2 separate regions of the Mus musculus genome follow, and region 2 is linked to region 1. The links are chromatin contacts, found by POLR2A ChIA-PET in ENCODE. All regions are on one chromosome and are shown on one strand. The core of a region is the stretch at or near the end of the contact, and the rest is flanking DNA. Distances in the headings are between cores, read along the strand shown. Region 1 holds the start of Setd6 (SET domain containing 6). Region 2 holds the start of Cnot1 (CCR4-NOT transcription complex, subunit 1).

The links. ChIA-PET counts read pairs that join two places held with the same protein, here RNA polymerase II (POLR2A).
Region 2: POLR2A ChIA-PET joins it to region 1 with 12 read pairs in Patski. The contact joins the promoter of Cnot1 here to the promoter of Setd6 in region 1. POLR2A ChIA-PET finds 5 or more read pairs at or near these places in 3 of 5 experiments (Patski and embryonic stem cell).

Annotation. Positions count from the first base shown.
Region 1 is chr8:95,714,425-95,717,694 of GRCm38, reverse strand. Setd6 (SET domain containing 6) reads right to left here and starts at 1,782. Exons shown (of 7, transcript NM_001035123.4): 1 at 1,425-1,782; 2 at 1,201-1,342; 3 at 894-1,088; 4 at 654-774. The coding sequence starts at 1,758. It overlaps Ndrg4 (N-myc downstream regulated gene 4), which reads right to left. Exons shown (of 17, transcript NM_001372423.1): 17 at 2,739-3,270.
Region 2 is chr8:95,805,653-95,808,922 of GRCm38, reverse strand. Cnot1 (CCR4-NOT transcription complex, subunit 1) reads left to right here and starts at 1,478. Exons shown (of 49, transcript NM_001372353.1): 1 at 1,478-1,590. It overlaps 4930513N10Rik (RIKEN cDNA 4930513N10 gene), which reads right to left and starts at 2,093. Exons shown (of 4, transcript NR_015574.3): 1 at 1-2,093.

The sequences.
Region 1 (3,270 bases), core at 533-3,032:
AACACTCAGTGCTCAGGAGACAAAACTCTTGAGTCTTGGGCTAGCTATATATATATATATATATATATATATACACATACACATACATACATACATACATACATACATACATACACACACATACATACACACCTGTCTCAAAAACAGAACAAGTTAATCCTCATGTCAAAATAGCAACGGAGGTAAAGAATAAGTGAAAGTCACATCTGCTTACACTGGAGAGCAAAGTTTGACATGTATAGACGAAAACTGGAAGCTATGGGCCTGGAACCTTGGATCCTGCCTCAGCCTCCTAAGATTACAGGTGTTAAGACGCTGCCAATATTTACATTACATAGACGTCTGTCTGCTCAAGTTTTCCTACAGAATCAACACTAAAGTGGGGCCTTTCTTACTATGCCTCTGGCCCATAAACATCCCACCTCCTAATAGCACTGAACTGCTGTTAATGCTCTCCACAGGGCCTGAGGTGACTTGGCAGAGCAGGCAGCTATTCTGGTGGACTTAGGGTGTGTCCACACCATCTCAGTTGATATCAAAAGTACACCGGAGAGTAGCTAGTCTCACCGCATTTTCACGATTAGTAGGAAACTGGAGCCCAGTGATTTGATTTGTAATGCACACCACCTGACCAGGGATAGGGGTCCACTCACTGCCGAGTACTCTAGATTGGCATTATGATTGGCTATGTGGTTTAGTATGTCTGCAGCAGGCACCATCAAGGGTGAGTTGGGCTCCTTTTCATCATCATCTTCCTCCAGCGGTTCTTGAAAGCTGCCGCAGAGAGAACTCAGCTAAGGCCCAGTCTCGGGTGAGGGACCTGGAGTTCACTGTTCTTTCCCACCTTCCCTCTCAAAGATGAGGGTCTGCTCCTCTAGGCTTTAATCACTGACCTATAAGCCATCACGAGGGCCACGAGCTGCTGATAGAGTTCCAGGGAGCGAACAGAGGGGCTGAAGAGATCCGAGTGAGCCTCCATGAAGGGCAGGACGATGGAATAGTATTCGCTACGGATGTTCACCAAATCCTTCTCCACGGCTTCGGGGACACCTGTACCCTTTAGGAGTCGCAACCGCTCTTCCTCCGGCCTGCAAGGACAGCCCACCCGGAGCCCTTCGCAGCCTTCTCATGCAGCAGGTGCCCAGTCCCAGAGCAAAGAAACTGCAACAGGTTCTTCCCGGCCCTTCCCTCGGCTCTCACCAAAACATGGGATGCTCCAAACGCCCCAGCTCTGGCCAGAGCGCGAAGTAAGGGCTCCAGGGTGATGCTGGGGCCTGGAGCTCGTGGAGCAGCGCCAGCAGCAGCGGCACCCACCCAGACAGGCTCTGCAGCGCGCCTCGCTCTAGGGAAGACACCAGGTGAACGTCCAAGCGCCACTCCCTTGCCAGCCTCCGAGCTGGTCCCCCTGCCCCTTCCTTACCCACCTCGCTCCAGCAGGCCGCTGATGGAACAGGTGTGGGGGGACAGAAGCGCGGACCGCGGCACTGCGAAAAGGAGCTCCCCGGCCCGCACGCTCTCCCGCGCCACCATGCCATAGCCGGCCACCGTGCCCTGCCGGCTCACCGTCACCTTAGGACTCAGCTCCAGCCCCACTCGCCTGCACCAGCGCAGGAAGCCGGCCACCGCGTCGCCCTCGGGCTCGCCGCCGCTGGACCCCGCAGGGAGCGGCAGGGGCGCGCGGGCAGCTCTCGGGGAGGGACAGGGCGCGACGAGGGGCGACCCGCCACTTACCCGCGCGCGCTTGGCGGGGGCCGCCATGCTGCGAGCAGCCGGGTCCTCACTGCGCTTCCGGGGCGGAGCTGGGCGTTTCTACTAAACCGCTCCGGTTTAGGAATCGCGCGTGCGCGTGCGCACCGGCCTCCACCCTAGTTCTGGCCGTGTCCCGGAGAGCGGCGTGCAGGGACAAAACAGTTTCTTCCTCTGTGGAGGCTGGGCTAGTATGCCGTAGTGACCGACTGATGGTTAGTGATTAACCATCATTTCACTGACTGATTGATTAGTCCGTTTACACCTGGGTTTGAAGTGGCCTTAAGGGTTTCCACATTACACACACACATACGCACGAGACAGACAGACAGACGAGAGACAGAGACAGAGAGGAGAGAGAAGAGAAAAGAGAGAGAAGAGAGAGACAGAGAGAGAAGACAGAGAGAGACAGAGAGAGACGCTGGAAGTAATATAAGGTGAATGAATGATAGCACAAACGGTAACATGGAGAATTCAGTAGTTTAGTTTCAGTACCTGGAAGGTTGAGGGGGGTTTGTGGTTTACTGGGAGTTTCTGGCAAGCCAGACAACAGAGTGACACCATGTCCCAAAACAACTAAAACCAAGCAAATAGTGTTGTGCCCTTGCTTTGAAGCGGTCTTTCTTGCTGGCTAAACTTTCTGCTCAGCTGTGAAATAGAGTTAGTATCAGGACTGGTAAAATTATATCTCAGTCAGAGTATATAGCCGCTTGGTAGAACCTTGACCATCATGTATAAACACCCTGGTTCAATCTCTTATCACCCTAAGAGGAAAAAAAAAATTAAGCAGGGTGGCCTACATAATTCTAACACCCATGACGCTGAAGTAGGATTGCTGAGTATTCAAGACCAGCCTGGGCTACAGAAAGATTGCTCAACCCTCCCCCAACCAAATGTGTCTAACAGGCACTATCCTCCAACTATCAGCGCCCTGGGGCAGCCAGGCAGCCTAAACAGTTGAGCCTTCCCTGTGATAGGAAACACGACACACGTAGACTTAATTTCTTTATTAGTTTTTCTGCACAGTTAACTTTCTATATCAAGGATTTTTGTTTTGCATTTTGTAATCTCAAAGTCTCTTTATCAGCCACCAAACAGAATACACAAAATTAGGCTCTTAACTTTGTACAGAGAGGAAAATAATGAACTCCATTAAAAGTTCATCTTGACCAAAGAGAAGACAACTACCAATGGGAAACCACATACAGGAAGGAGGACCTGATATACATACATATATATATATATATAATGTATAGGTATTTATAGATATCTTAAGAACACAGCAAAAAGATGTCCAATACTTGGAGTGCTATCTACAGTAAGGGATTAGTTCTACCACCTCTAAACAGTCACATTCAGTATTCACGGAAGCACGTGAGTGAACTGAACCGGGGATAGGAAACACTCCACTGGACTCCAGAGCAGTCTAGAAATGGCTTACAGTTACAGAAAGGGGCGGCATGTGCCACAGATAAATGGATGTGGGTGTCCTCTTGCCTCAGAACACCCATACAATACCACATA
Region 2 (3,270 bases), core at 229-2,728, 92 kb before region 1:
GCAGGGGTGGGTTTCCAGCACTCATAGAGCAGCTTACAACTTTACTGCTGAGACTCTCATCTCAGTCCCGGGGCATCCAATGCCTTCCTGGGTACCAGGTCCACACTCTCTAGGTGAACATATATATAGGCAAGCACTCAGACACTTTTTTTTTTTCATCTAGGGGTTGGAAAGATGGCACAGAGATTACAAGAGCTGGCTGCTTTTCCAGAGGACCCACCCAGTGGCTCACAACCGTTCACTTCCAGAGGGACGGGCATCCTCTTCTGACCTCTGAGGACATTGTACATGCATGGTGCATAGATTTACATGCAAGCAAACGCCTGTACACGTAAAATAAGTAATAAAAGTCTTTAACACATCTCTTTAAAGTTCAAATAGTACTGGTATGAGAGGTTACGTCTATTATCATCTCAGTATTTTGGAAGATTGCAAGGAGCTCAAGGTCAATTTATGCTTCTTAGTATGTTTCAGGCCAGCCTGGACTACAGTTGGGTTAACTGAAAGAGACCTTGTTTCAAAACTCAAACAAAAAGTCTAAAAGATAGGAGGACACAGTGGATAACGTAGCCTTTTATCCAAGAAGCAAAAGGCATTGGCATCCTTGAGAATAGCCAAGAGCAGGAGGAGAACTTCTGTTTCTATATCTCTGCAAAGCGTCCCTGCTTCAAAAGACAAATGGAAAACAAACTTTAAAAGAGCCAGGATTAGGTGGGCATCTGGGAGACTACATTCTCCAGCATGCATTGCTGCTCTAGGGCGCAGACAGTGATGGAAGAGACCACGTTACTTTTGCGACAGGAATAGGCGGGGCGTGCGACTACATAACCCAGGATGCAAAGGACCTCAACTTTGCCCCGCGTCTGACGCCTTCTGATGACTGGTGCTCCTTGCTAAAGAGATCCGAGGGGTGGACAATGCTTCCGCTGGGAACCCGCACAGCCTCTCGGACCGTGACATTTCGAAAGACGAAGGAAAGTAGACGAGCATCACCCTGTCTCTAAGTTAGAGTAGTTTGTGCGCAGGGTGGCAATGCATTAACGAGCTCCCTTCCGTATTTTTTTGTTTCCCGGAGGCAATGACCAGCCAGTCCCCATAGGTCGAACACCTCGAAGGCTTATGTCTTCGAGTCCCAAATCGAAGTTCCCAACGTCTAACCATTGGCTTACACCCGGGTGCGCAGGCGCCCAGACTCGGACCCAGTCCCAGGGCTGATGAGCGGCAATTGGCCTGAGCCCCGCAAACTAGGAGTCTGGATTGGTGGTTGCTAGCAGGAGCCTGGTTTCTTCCTCGACTTCTGCGAGTGATTAGTGTGTGATTGGTTTAAATCCGCGGGTACCCATCGGCGATTGGACCGCCGTTGCGGTCAGCGCGCGGCCATTGGCTGGGCGCTAGGGCCATCCCTCCGCCAAAGCGGGCAGCGAATGGTGAAATGGGAACTGGGAGGGGAAAGGCCGCGACGTGAGCGCGCGACCTCGGGCGCCATTTTGTCGAGAAAACAAGCGGAGTTAACCGAAGAGGGGGGTCGAGGAGAGCCGGAGTCGAGGACCCAGGAGTTTCCTGTGTCCAGCGCTGCGGGAGCCGACTGAGGTGAGGCGGGCTGGGGCTGCGGTTGGAGGTGGCGGAGGCTGGGAGTGTCAAGCTCGGGACGCGGGTCCGGGTGGGAGCGGTACCGGGGGTGGGGTGGACTGGGGACCCTGGAAGCCTTTTCCCGGGGCGTCGGGACTCGGGCAGGCGAGCCGGAGACGTGGAGCCAAGGCGGGAGGGGACGGACTCGGCCCGCTCGCGGCGGCTTTGCTCTCTTGGAGAAGGGAGACCGGGGGCTCACGTTCCTGGATTCGGAGCGCCCGGGCGCGGGTGAGCAGCTCCGGAGCGGCTCGGCCTGGAGGCCTTGCCTGGAGGCTTCGAGGATGGCGGCGGCGGAGGTGGCAGTTCGGATCCCAGGGCCTCGGCTCGCCGCGCGCGCAGGGCTGCAGCCTCCTCGGAGCGCACGAGCTCCTCAACTGTCCCTTTCCTCCCGGGCTCCCGGATGGGGGGCTATGGGCGCGGGCGCCCGCGGCCTACCTAGGTTCCTCGCTGGGCGGGCGGGCCAGGGGGCGGGTTTGGAGTTGCTGCCGATTCGTAGCGCTTTCCGGGGACTCCCTCCCCTCCTGCGCCCCCCAGCACGTTGTCAAGCCCCTCGCTTTTGGCTGCTTGGCGGTGGGAGGGGCGGGCGGGCGGGAGTGAGCACTTCCGTGTTACCCTTCTCGCTACAGGTTTTTTGTTCCACTCGCGCGCCCCGGCGCTCGCACTTTCTAACAAGTCGATAGCCCCCCAACTTAAGTCACCTAGGTCCCTGTGCGGTTGGTAGTGTTGGTTCTGCCTGTCCCAACGCCCCCAACCCTCCAACCGGCAACTACCGGCAGATGCCCACCAGTGAGCAGAATGCTTGTGGGTCTTGATTTGGTGCAGATCTTGGAGAGATCTTAGGTTAAGCCTAAGGCTAATAAGCAAACACATTTGGCCATGCCACCAGGTCCGGGAGGGAGCTCACCCACCTGTGCTCACAGACATTACTTGCAGGAGGAGTGCTTTGTAGGTTTTGAAAAGAAGTGCTTTTCAAAGTGTTGTATGGAAAATTAAGCTTCATGAGAGGTAAACGTTCCCCAGAAGTCACCTCGACAAATATTACAGTCCCACCTTCCGTGGACATTTAATCCAGGCAGGCCTTGTATCAGTGAGCTCTAGCCCCAGATGTCGAGTTTCTTTGGGGCCTATATACTTCTTTTTCCTCTCTATTCAAAACCGAGTAACAGTACTTGAGTTTTCCGGTTTTGTTGCAGTTCGGTCCCTTGTGATTACAATGGAGAGGGGGGGGAACCCAACAACAATCAGCCAATAATTGAGTGGGTGTACTGCTTATTAGAGAAAATACCAGCATTTCCCTCCTGACCTCTCTTTGGAAAAGTAGTATACATGTGTGAAAATGGTGGAGGTAGAAATGGGACCTGTTTTCAGTGCTGTGTGAGGACATTACAGATGGTTGTCCCATGGCAGGAAGACCTGATGATAGCAAGCAGGGCCTTGGCCTGAATGGCAGGCAGGATGTTAGTAAAGGTTCTTTTTGCAGGCAGAGGGTCTGACTTGGGAATTTGGTTCTTTTTCACCTGGTCCTGGCTGTTTGTTTAGTGGAAGCAAGTCTAGAATCGAGGCACACACATACACACACACAAATCTGACCTTTAGCCGGGTGTGGTGACACTGGCTGCTTGTAATCCCAGCAGTACAGAA